Linked DNA regions of Homo sapiens: region 1 is linked to region 2. The links are chromatin loops, found by intact Hi-C in ENCODE. Cell type or tissue: PC-3. All regions are shown on one strand. Each heading gives the region's core, and the rest is flanking DNA. Links, peaks and the distances in the headings are about the cores only.

What was found. Peaks named below come from ENCODE experiments on the same cell type or tissue, not always from the same donor. Only the 100,000 strongest peaks of a DNase experiment are listed, where the experiment ranks them.
Region 1: it touches region 2 in a loop (15-fold over the local background); 1 of 110 quality-filtered maps calls a loop at or near these places.

The regions. Positions count from the first base shown.
Region 1 is chr5:53,459,531-53,470,261 of GRCh38, forward strand. No RefSeq gene overlaps it. Among named protein-coding and RNA genes, the nearest start is that of FST, 16 kb to the right of the region's middle. In PC-3, for the core only: no CTCF peak of the experiment used is centred there; no DNase peak of the experiment used is centred there.
Region 2 is chr5:53,392,915-53,403,645 of GRCh38, forward strand. No RefSeq gene overlaps it. Among named protein-coding and RNA genes, the nearest start is that of FST, 82 kb to the right of the region's middle. In PC-3, for the core only: no CTCF peak of the experiment used is centred there; a DNase peak (open chromatin) is centred at 5,147; H3K27ac peaks cover 2,145 bases.

The DNA.
Region 1 (10,731 bases), core at 1,253-9,252, 67 kb after region 2:
TAATTTGTGCACCATGTGAAGATAATTAATACAAAGTAAAGCTGCTGGTTGTCATTTTTAAATAATTTCTCAGTAGAGTTCATTTCCAATAAATAAACTTGATATTCTAAGATTTACTCCTTACTTTTTAGAAAAGTGGTAAACATTAACAGAACATACTCCTAGAACTTTCTGAGAATGATTTTTGTTTTCTCACAAATTCAGAGAATTGGAGTTCTCACTGGGGATGCTGATGAGAAGAGCGAAGGACAAAGACTCTCTGGAATTCCTCTGTTCCTTCTTTTTACAGACTCCAGAGGACCTGAACAAGCACACGTGTTTTAAAGATGCTAGGCTTATGGTAACAGTGTTTGCATTTGATAAGGGAAACCATGTACAGCCTCCACTTGCCTACAGTATTACCAAGAAATCTTTAACATCTCTTTGAATTGAATCAGGCTTCATTCATTTATTCATCAAATTTTTATTCATTATTTTCTATGTGCCAGAATGGTGTAAAAGAATCAACAATGCATTAGTCAAACAAAATTGACCTCATCCTCATCTCCAATTGGTTAGGAAAGAGTTTGAAAATGTAACCAAACTAATTCTCAGACTAAGCGTAAATAGATTGAAAAACGTATTTTTTAAATGTTTTGTCCTCCTGGAAGTAAAATGAATTTCTACAAACCATAACTTTGTTTGGTAATTGAAAGTTTATTAAACCATGACCCAAAAATCCTTGTCTTCAAGCCATTCACTCCAGGACAAAACCTCAGAGAAGTATAAAAATGAATTGGGATAGGGATTTTAACATATTTGAAAAGAGCTATAATGTATCATATAATCATTCCTCCCAGTTCTCAAGCCCTAGCTCAAACTTCATCTCATTGTTGAAATCTTTCACAAATTTCACTAAACTCCTGCAAGCCATAAATAATCTTTACCTTTGGGGTTTTATAGCACTTACCAAACGCAGCCTGATGTCACGAGTTCAGGTGTACAGTTGTGCACATGTTTTCCGTTTAATGAGTACCCAACACATTAGAAACAGTGCGGTGCTTAAGAGTGGGGGTTCCAGCCCAGATTTCTGAAGTTGACTCCCATGTCTGTGTGGCTATAGTCTCTCTGTTACTCAGTTTTCTCATCTGTAAAAAAAAAATTATAATAGTCCTACCACATGGAATGATAATGATGATTAAAATACCATGATAAACTGCCATAGCCAAGAGGAGCCTAAGGAAATAGGACGACTAAGGTAATGTGGTATTTCAGATAGACCCTGGAACAGAAAAAAAAAATTAAGTAGAAACTAAGGAAATTAAAACAAAGTATGAACTTTTCTTAATAATATTGTATCAATATTGTTTCACTAATGTGACAAATGTACCATACTAATGTAAGATTCTTTTTCTTTTTTTTTGAGATGGAATCTTGCTCTGTCGCCCAGTCCGGAGTGCAGTGGCGCAATCTTGGCTCACTGCGACCTACGCCTCCCCACCTCAAGCGATTCTCCTGCCTCACTCTCCCAAGTAGCTAGGACTACAGGCGTGTGCTACCACGCCCAGCTAATTTTTGTATTTTTAGTAGAGACAAGGTTTCACCATGTTGGCCAGGCTGGTCTCAAACTTCTGACCTCAGGCGATGAGCCTGCCTCGGCCTCCCAAAGTGCTGGAATTACAGGTGTGAGCCACCGTGCCCAGCCTAATGTAGGATATTGATAATAAGGGAAATTGAGTATAGGGTATGTGAAACTTTCTTTACAACTTTTCTGTAAATCTAAATCTACTTTCAAATAAGGTTTATTGAAAAAGTAAAAATTAGAATTAGGAGAAACTTTAAATGTTAATAAAGGCAAACCATTTAGAAGACTATATGGCCTATAGTAGACACTCATTAAAAGGTAAGAAGCAACTGTTAGGAGTACTACTAGTAATGGTACTGTGAAGCCAACAAAAGCTTTTAAGCAAAATTGCTGATTTCTTATTCCCTTAGGCTTTCTCTTTTGTTTTTGTTGTTGCTTTTGAGGTTTTATTTTTTGTACAACATTTAGCAAAAGGCTGTAACTGTAAACAAAACTATGATTTAATTTTTCAATCTTATTATTTCAGCATTATGTAGGAATGGGTTTAGTGCCAAAGACTGTATTCATCATCATGTCTTTTGGTCATAATCATATGCAGTATGATTAGATAAATAGGCACACCCAAAATGTCAACGGCACCTGTTTGAGAAGCTATAAACTTATTCCATTGGTTTCCATTTCACATGTTCTTTTAGTTACTGAATTATAATTTATCATGTGTATTTCATAGTAACAAGTACAAATCTAGTCATTTCATGCCCTTTAACAGCTTTACATTATCTACAAGATTGAGTCTAAATGTCCTAATTTGTCATTCTAGGACCTGTACAATTTAATCTTCACAGATTCATCGATCACCTGCCCCATAATCCTATGTTCTTCATGCATTTATGCTTTTTCTTGTGCTTTTTCCTGTAATATTTATCTATTCATTCTTCTTATAATAAAATAATTCTCATCCTTTGACATCTTTTCCATATGTTATGAGCACTTCTCCTATTTCTTCAGAAAAAATTAATTATTGATGCCTCCATTCTTCCACAGCATTTTACCCATAATGATTATAAAAATTTTAATCTTCTGGGGAACACTAAAATATGATTTATTCATTTTCATGTGTATTTTTTGAATTGGATTTACTGATTTCAAAGGATCCTTTCATGGAAACATAATGACCATGACTAGCTAAGCCAAAAAATTCACATAGAACATGTTTCTATACTGAAATCCCTTAGACATGATATATATCATCTATGCTACACTGTCACTCACATGGGTTAAGGTTGCTTTGGAATTAGTGCATAGCTGTTTAATGTGTTTAGTCTATACCTTAATTAGACACTCCTTAAGAGACACAATTGCATCTCTCTCTTCTTTTGTTCTCTTGAGAGTCAAAACCATCAGTCACAGTAGCTGTACATAATAAAGTGAATAGCCACATATTTATAATACTTGGCAACCTTCACTCTTTATTCAACTAGTTTAATTCTTAGTGTTGATTGTCTTCAATTTTATCTTTGGGAATTGCCAGTACTTAACCTGCCTGAATTTTCTTTTATCCTTAAGCAGCTAGGGATACATTAAAAAATGTTGCTTCACTTTATAGAGGGACTAGGGTTTCCTCAGAAAAAGCCAAAGTTGACCAATAAACGTATATATTTTTTCTTTACAAAATTAACATACTGAATGAAAATTCAAATAATACCAAAAAGTGGAAAGATCAATCCCTCCCTAATCCCCCAATATAGCAATTTATTATATAATGTGTATACTTCTCATTTCTATATACACTAAAAATCTCATATATATTAAATATATACATTATTTAATTTTTACACATATAAATTTATATCAACCATTCAACTTAACAAATAAGAGACATTTTCTTATGTGTATGCTTCACTTCTTTTATTTTTATTTTGACCAAGCCATATGAATCTATTTGCAAAGAGAAGTTTTGATGAGAAGCAGAAATTCTGAATATGGAATATGGTAAAGAAAATAAGTGCCCAAATTCCACATCTGTCTTACAGACATACGTTTTTCCTCAATGAACCAAGGGGATCAAGTTCTGTGGTATCAGAGACAATCCTCAAAAAGCCCAGAACTTAATTCTTAAATTTAAACTTAATCCTGGCCCACTTTATTTCCACATCTTTGATATTATTGGTTCAATATTCTGTTAACCCAACTCATACTCTTATGCCAGATTCCTAACAAGTAGGTATCTTGACAAGAGAATTTCCCTAAACTCCTAAAATTATGAAGCCAGTATGTTAGATTCGATGGCAGACTTTGCTAAAGTATGAAATCTGCTCTCTACCACCAGTTGAATTCGGGTACATCTATTTGTGCAGTGTGCTAGACAAAACCGTGCTTCTACAAGCCAGAATCAGACTATGCCCAGCATCCTCTTAAAAATCAAGCCAGCACAGAAGGCAGTATCATGTAACGTTGGTGCAATCATTCAGGAACTTCTATATATTCAGTGACTCTACTTCTAAACCCAAAGCACAAGAAACAACATGAGATCCCATGGGATTCTGTCCTAGATGATGCAAAATAATCCCAATGCAAAAATATAATCCAAACCTGAGGTAGTGTAGCCACCTTCACAGAGGAAACCTTCACAAATCCATTGAGGAGAGAACTAAATGCAAATTCCACCACCTAGGAAACTTATTGTTCAGAGATGCTTGGGCAGCCTAAAAAAATAGGACACTTGTTTCAAGAAGCTCCCTTCTGGTGGAAATCACCCCAAAAGGACTAAGACATGACACCAGGCAGTCAACTAAACCTGTGCCCTGTAAGCACCTGTTCAAAGGACAACCAACAGTAACTTGGATCCCCACCCACATTCCCAGCAGTCTCCACATCAACACCCATGTGCCAGAACTGACATGAGTGGAAACACAAGGGTTCCAAAAACACAGTTCCAGAGTCACTCCATCAGCATTTAAGTTCTGCTCATTGAATCTCTGTCACCGGACATGTGCACTAAACCACAGCAGCTGTGCCAACCACAGGCCAAAGGAGCTTGATTAGAGGCAGAGCCAAGTTAAAAGGAGTGGGAAGAATGTGTAGAAGCTGAACAGTTAGTAATGTGGCATATACTCTGACTCCTGGGAAAGCAAAGCAGTCAACAGATCTGTGCTGCATATTTCAAACCTAGAGGACCTTTTTGTTAACTGAGATTTCATGCAACCCCAGAGGTGAACAGGCAAAGCCACCAATGGTGACAGCCTGTCTACATGTGTGCTTAGATGAGATTGTACTGTGCGTCATTAATCTGGCAGCTTTGAGCCCCATTCATACACATAAATAGTAATGCTGTCAGCAGCAGCATCTACTAGCACCAAGGACAAAAATAAATACTTCAACATGAAGTATAGACACAGGCCAAGACAGGTCTCTCTTGAGTTTTGAATTCTCATCATAGACTAAAGATGATTGATGGTGATAGTGCTGTGGTTAATGGACATACCACTGTATTTCCCATCACTTTTCAAGTACATGCTTCTGATTCCCTTGATTATTTTCAGTCTTTGCAAATGTTATTCTTCCTGAAATCCCCACTCCACTTTCTCAGTTGCCTCAGCTAACCAGTGGTTTCACTGAGCTCCCTTTCATTTCTGACATGTAACATGCAAGCTTTCATTGTTCAGCTACCTGGGCATTTCTCTTTTCCCCGGCACCCTCCCCCAACCATTTCACCAGACTGTGCTAGTCTATCAAGATGAAAACAACACTATGACACTCGGAACAAACTTCTCCTGTCAGATGCACACAGGGGGCCCTCTGTTGCACAATCTGCACTTGTTCCTCATGCAACAGAGATTCAACTCACAGATACGAGATCCAGACTGCAGATCAGAGGGGAGACTGACTTCTGCCCTTCATTTGAGCCAAAGAATACTTATCTCCTTATTTCCAACTTCTCAAGTTGCAGCTAGACCTGGGGAGATGTAAATATGTAAGTAAAACCAAAGACCATATTCACAGGTTATCCCTTTCAAAATGCCAGTACTTCTCAGTTGGCTTATCGCAGGCTGATTCCACTCTTTATTCATAAAGAGCCAATAGCAAGAAAAGGCAGCTCAGTGTGCGGGAAGGATTGCAGGAGTTACCGCCATATACTGATCTTTTTGTTCTGACACATTGATATGTGGGATTGGGCTGTGGGCAAAGTTACTATGTCTCTCTTTCTTGCAGCCCTAGGCTATCCTTAATCCATAGCTCTGCTGAAGAGATCCTTTCTAGGGAAAACATAACATAGGAAATTTAAATGATTGTTGCTGGTGTTTAATATTTATTGAACACCCACAACTGGACCAGGCACTCTACCGATGTGTAGCTTGCATCTTATTAGAATTTTCTGGGGAAAAACATCACTTTGACTGAAAGCTATTTAAAAAAAAAAAAAGCTGTTGAGCTATTGTAAGAGCAACAAGAATACACATTTCTCAAATATCTCTAATTGCTTTTCATAAGAATACAATTTTCTGCTCCTTCCATTAAGAACAGTCATTAACATGATATACTCAGTGATCCCAACTCTATAGTGCTTCTTTAAACATTTAGTTACATTTGCTAGTAGCTCAGGCTGAAAAAAAAATCACTATGTTAAAACGTATTTGTAAAGATTTTTTTTTTTTTCCAAAACATGTGTAATATAGTTGAAAATAAATTGACCTCACTTTCAAGCTGCACATTGTTAGTCTTTGTCTTGGTTCCCTGCCTTTCTCTTCCTCAGAACCCAAGGTTGGAGCCTCTGTAGCACTCGATCTGCAGAAACCAAGTCTACTTCCTTTCCTGAGATAGTCCGAACAGGAAAAGGAAGCACACAGTAGCCATCACCCCACTCTGTATTCTTACAGAGCTTGGCAACAGGTAACTTTCCCCAGACCCAGGAACCTTCCGTCCTGTCACCTATATCTTCATTGACAACCTGATCTGGAACCCTTCCTGAAACTCAATCTGCAGGCTGAGAACCCTGAACCTTTGTCTACTTCCTACCTGCCTTCCTTCTCAAAGCTAGACCCTGAATGTTGGCAGGAATCCTGAAAAGTGAAAAGTGTTTTTAACTCCTACATTTTCCAGAATACCATGATCTCTGCTGGTAAGACGCTGCTTGCCCTGTTGGACTGGTATTGGTGATCTCCTTAGATTTAAAAAAAAAACTCTGGATGGATATGCACCAAAACATTAATCATGGCTATCTCTGGGTGGTAAGAAAACACATGATTTCAATTTTCTCTTTTATTATATTTTCCAAATATTCTGCAGTGACACGTATTACCTTTTTACACAGGAGGAAAAAAAAGGTTTTCTTTTTTTGTTTTGTTTAAAACTTACCAAGACATACCATTATCCTTCCCGTGTTTCTGTTTCAGTAAATTCTCTTTTTCTCTTTTCCAAATCCAGCCTGTTGAAAAGAGTGTTCTCTCTACAAAGGAGGACAAATCTAAAGACCAAATTCTAAGAGAAAATATTTTTAAAGGGTTTTAAAATCTGTTATACCATAAAAAAGCAAGGTATTGAAATCAGATCCTTTATAGCATAGAAAAAATAAGTGATTTATTAATGATATCAGGAATTGAGATTTTCACAGCACCATGAGAATGATAAAGTAAAATTCTAAGTTAAAAATTATAAGATAAAAAATTAAATTAATATAAAGTTAAAACTCAATTGGAAAATGTAGATCAAAACCACACAGAGGGGCTGGGCTCAGTGGCTCACGCCTGTAATCCCAGCACTTTGGGAGGCTGAGGCAGGTGGATCACCAGGTCAGGAGTTCAAGACCAGCCTGGCCGAGATGGTGAAACCCCATCTCTACTAAAAATACAAAAATTAGCCAGGCGCGATGGCAGGTGCTTATAATCTCAGCTACTCAGGAGGCTGAGGTGGAGAATTGCTTGAACCTGGGAGGTGGAGGTTGCAATGAGCCGAGATTGCGCCACTACACTCCAGCCTGGGCGACAGAGTGAGACTCCAGAAAAAAAAAAAAAAAAAAAAAGCCACGGAGGTGAGAGCAAGACCCAGGGAATTATGCCCAGCATGTTTTATGCAAAAGATGTTCAGCTGTGAATAAGTGTCCCACTCCCTCACCTCTGTTATGGTTTAGTTGCAAGATGTCCATCTTTCTGTGCTGATGGAGAGCTGCCTTCTTATAACCACAGAGTTGGCACCCTACCTGGGAAATGTGTTTCCTTGCAAAACAGATTCCTTAAGTTGTGCTGCAGGCTCTGTGGGTCACTTTCCTCTCTTATGTCTATCAGTACCAAAGTTCACGGTTGTGCATTTGAATTTCTTTAGGCTGAAATTTACAGGTTGCTGCTTTGTGTTTCTTCCTTATAAAATCTCTTTATATGATTTTAGCTTCAAGTAGAATTTACTTTCAAAAAGAAAAAAAAGAAAAAAATGCAATGAGATACTACTTCACAACTATTAAGATTGCTATAATTAAAATGATGATTAATAATAAAGGTTATAGAGGCTGTGGAGAAACTGGAACACTCGTATATTACCAGTGGGAATGTAAAATGGTACAAATGGTTTCCAAAATACTGTTCAGAAAACAGTGTGATAGTTCCTCAAAAAGATAAACATGGAGCTACCATATGACCCAGCAATTCCACACCCAGGTGTATACCTAAGAGAAATGAAAACATATGCTCACACAAAAACTTGTATGTGAATGTTCATAGCAACATTCGTTGCAATAGCCAAAAGGTGGAAAGAACCCAAATGTCCATCAACTGATGAACAGTTAAGCAAAATGTTGTATATCCATACAATGGTATATTATTCAGCCATTTTTATGAAATGAAGTACCAATACTACATGCTGCAATATGGGTGAAACTTGAAAACATTATGCTAAGTGAAAGATGCAAAATCATACAAAAGGTCACATACTATATAATTCCATTTATATGAAATGTCTAAAATAAGCAAATCCATACAGACAGAAAATAGATTAGTAGTTGCTAGGGGTTAGGGGAAAGGAGGAATGGGAAGTGACATGAGTAAAGGTTTTCTTTCTGGGTAATAAAAATGTCCTAAAATTAGCTGGTGATGACAGTTGTAACTTTGAGAATATACCACAAACCACTAAATTATACACTTCAAAAGTACATTTTGGAGGGCACAGTGGCTCATGACCATAATCCCAGCACTTTGGGAGGCCCAGGCAGAAGGATCACTTGACTGCAGGAGTCTGAGACCAGCCTGGGCAACACAGTGAGAACCCATCACTACAAAAAATAAAAAAGAGCCAAGCGTGGTGGCACATGCCTGTAGTCCCAGACACTTGGAAGGCTGAGGTAGAAGGATTCCTTGAGCCGAGAGGTCCAGGCTCCAGTGAGCTGTGATCATGCCACTGCACTCCAGCCTGGGTGACAGGGTGAGTGAGACCCTGTCTCAAAAAATAAAGTGAATTTTATGGTACTTGAATTACACCTCAATAAAACTGTAAAAAATTTTTGTTGTTTGTTTTTGAGACAGAGTCATGCTCTTGTTGCCCAGGCTGGAGTGCAATGGCACAATCTCGTCTCACTGCAACTTCTGCCCCCTGGGTTCAAGCGATTCTCCAGCTTCAGCTTCCCAAGTAGCTGGGATTAACAGGTGTGCACCACCACACCTGGCTAATTTTTGTATTTGTAGTAGATACAGGGTTTCACCATGTTGGCCAGGCTGGTCTTGAACTCCTGACCTCAGGTGATCCGCCTGCCTCCACCTCCCAAAGTACTGGGATTACGGGCATGAGCCACCACGCCCAGCCAAAGCTGTAATCTTTTTAAAGAAATGGAACTGGAAATATCAACATAAATTTGTGATTTAAAAAAATATATTTTTCTAGCTCTGTACAATTAAAATATCCTAAAAGCAATGTCTAGTAGCAAGGAGTACCTCTAGCACCAGCACCCAGATTTTCACCTCTAATGCCATTCCCCAGTTATAAAAAAAATCAGGTCTTCTTCTTGGAGAAAGGCTAATTCTGTGCCTGGGTCAGCAAAGATATAAGGTCAGTCTAGGACAATTTGCACCAAAAGCAAGCAAACTTTCCAAGATTAACAGGATTGTGTGAAAAAGATACAGAGGCTACCTTGAAGGGACTTCCACTGGCCAAGATTATAATGCTTTAGGCAATAAAAGAACAATGGTTACAGTTAATTGAAAATCTATGAATACCCATAAGTCCATATTGGTATCTTTTGAGAACCAGTCTTTGAGAAAGGAAAAACAAGAGCAAACAACAGAAACCTCATTTGTCAACATCATTTGAAATAGCCATTCAACCTACATCTTACTTTAAAAACATGTAAAGGGGGAAAAAATAAACATTTATTCTGCCTTTTCAGTAGAGATTAGGTTTCAAAGTAATTAAATAGCCCCCGTGATACATATATTTGAGCAGAGATCTGAAGGAAGTGAAGGAGCAAGTCATCCTTGCACCTAAAGGAAAAGCTTTCCAAGTCAAAGAAGCAATAAATGTAAAGTTTCTGAGGCAGGAGCACATTTGGAGATCAGTAAGGTTATGGAGAAGAAGAATAAAGAGGAGTTCAATGGGGATATGGGGGAAATGCCTAGGAGCACTGTCTAGGGTTCATAAATGATCTGTCTAAATCATCTGGAAATGAAGGCCTTTTTTTCCCCCCTCCAGTAATGTATGTAATTACCTCCTATATTCCCCTCAATCACCTTCACCTTTTTAGTCTAAAGGTGACAAACATATGTGGATAATACACCTTTATATGGTGCCTACCACAGATACTATTAATTGATTATAGCTTTAGAATCCTTTTCTGCTCCCATTAGATCAAGTTTACCTATTTGTCATTCCTGTCCTATAATCTTAAGAGGTATACACATGTAATCTTTGTCCTGACTGATCCAGAAAGTCTGTGTTGTATGAAAAACACTACATGACTTTGTGGCCTCATTGGTTCCCTAAACCTATCAGCAGCATTTCACTTCCACTTAGTGCAGTTTCCCCAGAAACAAAGCCTAAAAGGAGGGCTTAGGTCAAATGTAAGCTGTTGATTGGAGTGTGTGATTCAGGGGAAAATATTGAGAAATGGAGGAGAGAAGAAAGAAAGGGAACCAATACAAAGGTGCATTACTGAGCTGGCCACCTTCACTGTGACTGCTCGCTCAACTGCA
Region 2 (10,731 bases), core at 1,037-9,036:
TCAGAGCTAAAGAGGATATTACACAATGAAAAAGGACTCAATTCTCCAAGAAGGCATAACAATCCTAAACATGTATGCACCTAACAATAATGTCAAAATATATGAAGCAAAAATGGATAGAGCAGCAAGAAGAAATGAAAAAAATCATTATTATAGTTGAAGACTTTAATATGTTTCTGTCAGTAACTGATAGGTCAAGCTGGCACAAATTTAATAAAGATACAGTTGGCCTGAAAAGCACTATCAATTAACTGGATCTAATTGATGTTTATAGAATACTCCATCCAACTACAGCAAAATACACATTCTTCTCAAGCTCACATGAACATTCGCCAGGATAGGTCACATTATTAGCCACCGAGTACACCTTAACATGTTAAGAGAATATAAATCATATGAAGCATGTTCTCAGACAACCATGGAATTAAAGGAGAAATCAGCAACAGAATGATAGCTGGAAAACACTGAAATATTTGGAAATTGAACAACATATTTCTAAATAACACATGACTTAAAGAAGAAATATCAAGAGAAATTTAGAATATTGAACTAAACGAAAGTAAAATACAATTTTTCAAACTTTGTGAGATAGAGTTACAGCAGTGCTAAGAAAGAAATCTGTAGCATTAAATGCCATTAAAAAGGAGAAAGATCTAAAATCAAAAACCTGTGTCCACCTTAAGAAACCAGAGAAAGAAGAACAATTAAAGTCTAAATGAAACAAAAGAAAATAAGTATAAAAATTTGAACATAAGTCAATGAAACTGAACATGAGAAAATAATAAGAGAAAATGAGTGAAATCAAAAGCTGATTCTTTAAAAAGATTACTAAAGTTGACAAAACTATTGCCAGGCTAACAAAGAAAAACAGAGAGAAGACACAAATAACCAATATAAGAATAAAATAAGAATCACCATTACTAACCCCATGAATATTAAAAGTGTAATACATGAATATTATAAACAACTCTATGCTCACAAATTTGATAGCTTAGATGAAACTGACAAATTCCTTGAAAGACTCAAACTATCAAAACTCACATAAGAAACAGAGATTGCATATCTCTTATTCAAAATGCTTAAGACTAGAACTGCTTTAGATTTTGAATTTTTTCAGATTTCGGAATATTTGCACATACATAAGGAGATATCTTGGGGATGGTACCCAAGTCTAAACACAAAATTAGTGTATGTTTCATGTACACATTGCCAGAAGGAAATTTTATACAATATTTTTAATAATGTTATGGATGAAACAAAGTTTTAACAGCACTTTTTAAATTTTTTAAAACTGCTTGTGAGTACAAGGGAAGCGTACATATTTATGATATGTACATATTTATGATATGATATTTTGATACAGACATGCCATATGTAATAATCACATCAGGATAAATGGGGCACCCATCACCTGAAGAATTTATCTTTTCTTTGTGTTACAAACAATCCAATTATACTCTTTTAGTTATTTTAAAATGTACAATAAATTATTGCTGACTGTAGTCACTCTGTTGTGCTATCAAATACTTGATCTTATTTATTCTAATTATAATCTTATATCAATTAACCATCTCCACTTCTCCCCCACCCCACTACCCTTCTCAGCTTCTAGTTACCATCATTCTACTTTCTATCTTATAGAGTTCATTTCTTATAAACTTTAGTTCCCACAAATTAGTGAGAACATGTGAAGTTTATCTTTATCTTATTTCACTTAACGTAATAAACTGTAATTCCATTCATATTGTTGCAAATTACAGAATTTTATTCTTTTTATGGCTGAATAGTACTTCATTGTGTACCACCACATTTTCTCTATCCATTCATCTGTTGATGAACACACATTACTTCCAAATCTTCACTATTGTGAATAGTGTTACAGTAAACTGAGAGTGCAGGTATTTTTTCAATATACTGATTTCCTTTCTTTTGGGTATATACCTAGCAGTGAGATTTCTGGATCATATGGTAATTCTATTTTTAGTTTTTTGAGAAAGCTCCAAACTATTCCCCATGGTGGTTGTACTCATTTATATTCCTGCCAACAGTGTACAAATGTTCCATTTTCTCCATATTCTTGCCAGCATTGGTTATTGCCTATCTTTTGGATAAGAGCCATTTTAACTGGGGTAAGATGATATCTCATTTTTGTTTCAATTTGCATTTCTCTGATGCATAATGATGTTGGCACCTCTTCATATGCCTGTTGCCATTTGTATGTTTTCTTTAGAGAAATGTCTATTCAGATCTTTTGCCCATTTTTAAATTAGATTATTAGATTTTTTTTTCCTATAGAGTTGTTTGAGCTCCTTATATATTCTGGTTATTAATCCTTTGTCAGATGGGTAGTTTGCAAATATTTTCTCCCATTCTGTAGGTCGTCTCATCTCATGAATGTTTTATTTTAGTAGTTGCATAGTTTGAGGTCTCAGATTTAGGTCTTTAATACATTTTTATTTGTTTTTTGTATATGACAAGAGATAGGGATCTAGTTTCATTCTTCTGCATATGGTTATCCAGTTTTCCCAGCATATCCAGTTTTCCCAGCACCATTTAGGGAAGAGACTATCCTTTCCCCAATGTATCTTCATGGCATCTTTGTTGAAAATGAGTTCATTGTAAAAACATAGATTTAGTTCTGAGATCTCTATTCTGTTCCATTTGTCTATGTGTCTGTTTTTATACCAGTACCATGCTCTTTGGTTACTAGAGTTCTGCAGTATAATTTGAAGTCAGGTAATGGGATTCCTAGTTTTGTTCTTTCTGCTTAGGACATCTTGAGCTATTCTTGGTCTTTTGTGGCTCCATATAAATTTTAGGGTTATTTTTCTATTTCTGTGAAGCATGTTATTGGTATTTGGATGGGGATTGCATTTAATGTGTAGATCGCTTTGGGTAGTATGGATGTTTTAACAATATTCATTCTTCCAATCCATGAACATGGAATATATTTTCATTTTCTTGTGTCCTCTCCAATTTCTTCAATTACTTACATCAATGTTTTATGGTTTTAGTTTTTGTTTTTGTTTTTTTGAGATGGAATCTCACTCTGTCACCCGGGCTGGAGTGCAGTGGCATAATCTCAGCTCACTGCAACCTCTGCCTCCCAGGTTCAAGTGATTCTCCTGCCTCAGCCTCCCGAGTAGCTGGGACTACAGGTGCCCGCCACCATGCCCGGCTAATTTTTTGTGTTTTAGTAGAGACAGGGTTTCACTATGTTGGCCAGGCTGGTCTCAAACTCCTGACCTCATGATCCACCCGCCTTGGCCTCCCAAAGTTCTGGGATTACAGGCGTGAGCCACTGCACCCGGCCTGTTTTATAGTTTTCATTGTAGAGATTTCCTTTTTTTTTTTTTTTGTTAATTCATGAGTATTTAATTTTATTTGTGGTGATTATAAATGGGACTCATTTCTTTATTTCTTTTTCACATTGTCCTCTGTTAGCATATAGAAATGCTACTGATTTAGGTATGTTGATTATGTGTCCTGCAACTTTACTAAATCTGTTTATCACTTCTAATAATTTTTTAGTGGTCTTCAGATTTTTCCAAATATAAGATCACATCATCTGCAAACAAGGATAATGTAACTTTTTCCTTTCCAATTTGGATGCCTTTTATTTCCTTCTCTTGTCTGATTGTGCTAGCAAGAACTTGCTGCACTATGTTGAATAACAGTGGTGAAAGTGAGCATCCTTTTCATGTTCCAGATCTTAGAGGAAAGGCTTTCAGTTTTTCCCCATTCAGTATGATACTAGCTGTGGGCCTGTCACATATGGCTTTTATTGTGTTAAGGTATGTTCCTTCTAAACCCAGCTTTTTAAGGGCTTTTTGCATGAAGTGATGTTAAATTTTATCAAATCTCTTCTCAATCAATTGAAATGATCATATGATTTTTGTCCTTCATTCAGTTGACATGATGTATTAACTTGATTGATTTGCATGTGTTGAACCATCCTCGCAGCACTCTTCCCTCCCCTTTTCACATGTAGAAGAGTCTCTCCTCATGGCTACCACTGCCCCATTTTCATGATGAGTACTACCTGACTACTGCTGATGTTCATTCAAGGCCCAGGGGCTTTTCAATCAGCTTATGGAGAAGGCTGCCAGGCCTGAGACTCTCCCTTCAGGGCAGTGGGCTCCCTTCTGGCTCAGGGCAGGTCCAGAAATGCTGTCCAAGAGCCAAAGCCTGGAATCAGGGACTTCAAGGGCCCACTTGTTGCTTTACCTCACTGTGGCTGAGCTGGTACCTAAGCTGCAAGACAAAGTTCCCTTTAGTCTTCCCTCTCCTTTTCTCAAGCAGAAATCCCTTCCCATAGCCACCACAGCTGGGAATATGCCCGGTCACATCTGAAGCACATCTCTGAATCTCACCAAAGGTCCACAGGGACTACTGCCTGGTACCACTACTGATTATTCAGGGCCCAAGGGCTGTTTCGTCAGCAGTGATGAATCCTGCCAGGATTGGGTCATTTCCTTCAAAGCAGTGGGTTCCCTTCTGGCCCAGGGTGTGTCTGGAAATGTCTACAAGCTAGGGCCTGGAATTGGGGATCTGATATGGTTAGGCTTTGTGTCCCCACCCAAATGTCATTTTGAATTTTAATCCCCCAGTGTCAAGGAAGAGATCTGGTGGGAGGTGATTAAATCACAAGGGTGGTGTCCCCCATGCTGTTCTCGTGATAATGAGTGAGTTCTCACGAGGTCTGGTGGTTTTATAAGTGTCTGACAGCTCCTCCTTTATGCATTCACTGTCTTTCACCTGCCACCACGTAAGATGTGCTTCTTCCCCTTCTGCTATGATTTTAAATATCCTGTGACCTCCCCAGCCATGTGGAACTGTGAATCAATTAAACCTCTTTTCTTTATAAATTACCCAGGCTTGGGAAGCTCTTTATAGTGGTGTGAGAATGGACTATTATAGGGTCTCAGCTCTCTCCCTGGTGCTCTATCTTAACGTGGCTGAGCTGGTATCCAAGTTGCAAGACAGTCCTCTTTACTCTTCCCTCTCCTTTCCTCTAGCAAAGGAAGGAGTCTCCCCCGGAGCTGCAAGCTGTATTGCCTGGGGTTGGGTGAGGAGTGACAAAAGCACTCCCTTGGTCACTCCAACTGGTGTCTCACTGAGTCATGTGCCCCCAGAGTCCACTGGCTCCATGCCCAGCATAGCACTGGGACTTGCCCAGGAATTGTAGTGCTTTTGGCCTGGACTGCCTTTCAAGTTTATTTGGAGTCACAGAGCACTTTAGCCCCTTTTAGTCAGAATTCAGTTTCCAGCTGCTGGGATGAGCAAGTCTCTTCTAGATAGGGCTGGTCTAAATGCTCACTCTGTGGGTGCTAGCTGAATTCTGCCTAAAATTGCTTTTCACAGTGTCAAGACAGCATGGAGTTCTAAAGCAAAATCCCACAATCACTATGGTCTTCCTTCCCCAAGCGCACAGATTCTCCATGCCATGTGGCAACTGTTGAGGGAATGGGGAAGGGGTGGTGGCAGCAATTCAAGACTATCTTTTCTACCCTCTTATGCCTTTTTAATGATATGAAGTTAAAACCAGGCACTGTTCCCTTTAGTCTTGAGTTTCCTGAGGTTCAAATTGCAATATTTTATTGAGGATTTTTGCATCTGTGTTCACAAGAGGTGTCAGTGTATATTTTTCTTGTAATGTCTTTATCTGGTTTTGGTATCAGGATAATACTAGCCTCATAAATGAGTTAGGAAGTTTTGCTCTCCTCAGATTTTCTGGAAGATATTGTAAAGCATTGGCATTATTTCTTCCTTCATGTTTGGTAGAATTCACAAGTGAAAACATCTGGGCCTGGTGCTTTCTATTTTGTACAGTATTAATTGTTGATTCCATTTCTTTAATGATATACACCTATGTGAATTAGCTATTTCTTATTGTACAAATTTTACTAGATTGTGTATTTTATGTAATTATTTTTTAGATTGTGTCTTTTAAGAAATTAGTCAATTCAATCCAAGTTAGCAACCTCATGGGTATAGAATCTCCAAACTTTTTTATTCCTTTCTTTACAATCTGCCATAGCAGTTTTTGCTTCTCTATCTCATTTAATGTGGACCATGACTTTCCATAAAGGTCCAAGAGCAATCCAGCAGTGTACTAGAATTATCTCCAAGGGTGCTTGCCATATGTTAAATTCTGTATCATGGACAGTACCTTCTTATTAAAAAAGATATAATCACTCCCCCTTATTAGTTTTCCCCAGCACATGCCTGGATGATTTAGGCTTAAATGTAATCCTAGTATTGGTCTAGTGGTCAGAAGGAGAATTGAGGGCAAATTCTGAAGAGAATCAATACTTTATTGCTACCTGTCTAATAGTCTTCAAGAAAAGGAGACTCTATATTTTTGCAATGGAGAGTTGGTGCCACTTCTACAAGCCCAGAGAGCACAAGAGGATTATTAATGCTCAATATATCTACCCAGATAACCTTCTATCAAGTCTTACAGTCTCACTCCTTCTCTATCAGGGGATTATCTTTAGCATAGGAAATTTGGCTAGACTGAGAATTCACCTGTCTTTGAAGTACTGCCACTCCTAGAAATTAGGTCCTGGGCCTGATCGTCAGCTGTATCTGTCCTCCACTAGCGAGAAACGAGGTCACTTTGAAGGCGACCTAAGCAGCCCCCTAACTCTCACATTTTGCTTTAAATTGGTGTCAGAGGGTCAGGTGCAGTGGCTCATGCCTGTAATCCCAGCACTTTGGGAGGCTGAGGTGGGCAGATCACCTGAAGTCGGCAGTTCGAGACCAGCCTGACCAACATGGAGAAACCCCGTCTCTACTGAAAATACAAAATTAATTGGGCATGGTGGCACATGCCTGTAATCCCAGCTACTCGGGAGGCTGAGGCAGGAGAATCGCTTGAACCCAGGAGGCAGAGGTTGTGGTGAGCCAAGATGGCACCATTGCACTCCAGCCTGGCCAACAAGAGCGAAACTCCATCTCAAAAATAAAATAAAATAAAATAAAATGGTGGCAGATTTCCTGAGCCTATAATTTTCTCTTTTCAAAATATTCTGCAACAACCACCAAATTTTCCAGTTCTTGTAATTATTCTCTTCTATGTTCCAAATGCCATAGATATTTTACAAACCTATGCAACCTCTTTCATAATATCCTATCCTAGTTCACTACAAGTGAATGTCTCAGCAGTTGTCCTCTACTGCATACCACAACAGGCTATCAGAACTGGTAATGAGGTACTCTGTCATGCATCCAGAAAGTGATCCAAATTGGGGATCCCATTCCTAGAGTCTGCTTCCTGGAAGCACTTCTGGAAATGACTGCATTAGATTGAGTTCCCCAGACACAAGGCCTGAGACAGGGTTTGTAATGCATGTGATTTGAGAGAGTGCTTTTCAGGAAATTATTCCTATATAGGGAGAGAAGGAAATATAACAGGAAAGGATAAAGAGCCAAGTAAGGCTGTGTTTTCTGGTAAAGGCTAGCTACGGCTTAATCCAGAGGGGAGGCTCAGAAGCATAAACCACACCGTGGTGTTGACCCTTCTTGAGGCAAGGAATCCAGCAGTAGTCCCATATTAGTCATTCACTGTCTGAGGACCATTCCCAGAGGAGATATAACTTCCCAGGGGTGGTGGTTCTCATTAGAAGATGGCAATTCTCTGAAACATTTGACATTGTTAGCAGTTGACACACAGCATCTAGAGGTGTGGGTGCACTGCCTTGCTAAATGGGGATCTGGGTAAGACATTATTACATTACAAGTGGTGAAAGGAGAGTCTTTTCTATACTCAGTGCTATGAAAACTGGATATCCAGTTGATGCAAAAAATATTGAATTACCTTCATGCCATATTAAAACTTTATTTAATTCCAAGCATTGTAAATATATATATTAAAGGTTGTTACACAATAACATCCCCAGAAAAAAGTATGCTATCTTCATATTCTTAGAATAGTATAAAATTTCTTGACCATCACATGAAAAAAGCATTATCCTTAAAGAACATGATTGTTTAAATTAATTACTTTTGCACATTTAAGGACATCATTAAGAGAATGAAAAGGCAAACCACAGAAGGGAAGAAGATACAGGCATTATAGATATCTGACAAAAGATTGATCAGAGTATATGACAGTCCTACAAAGTAATGAGAAAAAGACTAACAACTTTATTTTTACAATTATTTTTGCAAAAGATATGGACATGCTCTTCATAAGAGGATATGGCTGTCAAACATATGAAAGAGCGCTCAGGATCATTAATCAAGAAAATCTGAAACCACTATGTATCCATCTGAGTGACTAAAATTAAAAAGACTAATGATAATAAGTGCTGACTGGGATGTGGAGAAACTGGAACTCTCCTCCACTGCTACTGGGAGGATAAATCGTGACCATTTGAAAAACCATTTAGCTATATATACTACAAGAGTATACACACTCAATGACATAGAAATTTCATTCATAGGTAAAATATTTAAGAGAAATGTGTATATATGCAGACAAAAGAGCATGTGCAAGAATGTTCATAGCAATGTTATTTGTAATAGCTGAAAACTGGAAACCAAAATGCCCCTGAAGAGTAAAATAGGTAAGTATATTTATATCATGAAATTTTATACAGTAATAAAAATAAACAAATTACTGCCACATACAGCAGTATAAATTAATCTCACAGAAAATAAAATCAAAGCATATAATTTCATTTATATGAAGTGTAAGTTGTTACCTCTGAGGGAACAAGAGAGGATCATTATTAGGAACAGGCATGAGAGGATTGGCTGGGTGTTGGTAATGTTATGTTTCTTCCTAATCATTTTGCAAAAATTAATCAAGCAGCACAATGGGGATTTATGCCTCTACCTGTATGCATTTTATATTTTAATATACAATACAATTTTAAAACAAAATATAAAGGACTTGCAATTAATAAATCATGATTTTCTGAGTTAGCCCAGGAACAACCTTTAAATAGCCTTTAAAAAATATGTATCAGGTCTCATGCTAAAATCCGTATTAATTACAGTTGGATAATTCTTTGTACTTTACAAAGTCTTTTCATATATTATCTTTTTATTGATGTAATGTAATGGTAAATCAGTATTAGAACATTTCTGAAGTGAAGGGAAACCAGAGCCCAGCTATGCCCACACAAAATCTGTGTGAAGTTATCTCACATTTGAGAGGGAAAACTGCAAGAGAAGTAAAATGCTGCTAACTTTTTTTAATCCCTCAAGTGTATCCAGGGAAGTCCAATTTTATTTTTCCCACCCCTTCATCATATGTTTCCCACAATATTTTTCCCTTTCTCTCTTTTTCTCTCTCTTCCTTTTCCCCTCCTCTGAGATTCCCTCCTTTTCTTCCATTTTCTTCCTTCTTCAGTCTCCTCTACAGTAGTTTCATGGAGATAGTAGAGACAGTGGTGAAGGTATCACCATTAAGGCTATTCATGGGGAGAATGGTTTATTCTTCTGATATTTTCCATTTCAAACACTAGTGTTAATTCTTTATCTGTCTAAATTTTCTCAAAAAAAAATATGGTAGAGCACATGATGTAGGTAGTTAACTGTCCACCAAAAATTCATGGTCTCCCATCCACAGTGTAGAGATTCTTTGAAAAGTGACTGCCCAGCTAAGGACTACGTTTTCCGGTCTTCTCTACAACTAGGTAAGACCATATAAATTGAGTTCTAGCCTATGAACTCAAGATTTCCACTCATGCCATGGAAATGTTACATGCCATGTCCAGTTCTGGTCCATAAAATTCTTTTCTCTGGCTTATTTTCCCTAGTAGGAAATCCCTGTTGGGAAAACCTTGGTGCATCCATATACTGAAGTTAGCAAGACCTCTATCAACCTAGATTTCTAAATGACTGTGTGGAGAAAAGCTACTGCCCACATTTTCCCCTGCCTACCACTGGTATATGGACAAGAAATAAACTTGTATTATATTTGAACCTATATACTTTGGGGTCTATTTGTTAAAGCAATTTGCCCTGATGCAAAGTCTTTTTGGAAACTTTAGTAAAGCTCACTGGATTATTTTTTCCAAATCCTAGGTTTGATAGACCATAAAATTTCTGTGACTATCCCTGTACATAGAGGAGACTAATTTTTCCACTCCGTGGAATGTCATTGAAAACATTCTTCCTCAAATAGTTTGTTCTATGAAACAGGGAACAGAGCAGTTTTGTATCATATCTATTCTGCCAATGAGTCAAAGAAAATGGCCAGGGAAAATGTCAATTAATTCTTGTAGCCTAAAAAAAGAAGAGATGTCACATCTTTTCTCTTTAATTCTACATCAGTATCTTTACCAAGGCCTGTATGAAATGGCTTATAATAAACCATGAGAGCCTCTGAACAGAGTGCAATAACCAAAAATGATGATGGGGCTTAGCAACATTTCATTCAGAAATACAGTGGTTTCCTGAAAACCCCAGCTTCAGAATTTTGTGGTTCGGAAACCAAAGACAAGGCTTGTTTTGTAAGAATGACTTGTTTTTAAAACAAAAAGAAATACTGAGTAGTTTATTGAGTGTCCCACTACCCAAGCCTCCTGCTTCGTAAAACAATGCCAAGGAATTCCAGTGGTCTGGTGCGCATGTGTCTTGGAAGTTGCTTTATGCTTACAGGCACATGAGACTTTGTCTGATTGGACCAAATTGCTCTAGTCATAACCTTGGAAAATCATCCCAGGGACATCTTAACTCTATCCCCAGAACATCTGAGAATATCTTGAAAAATTA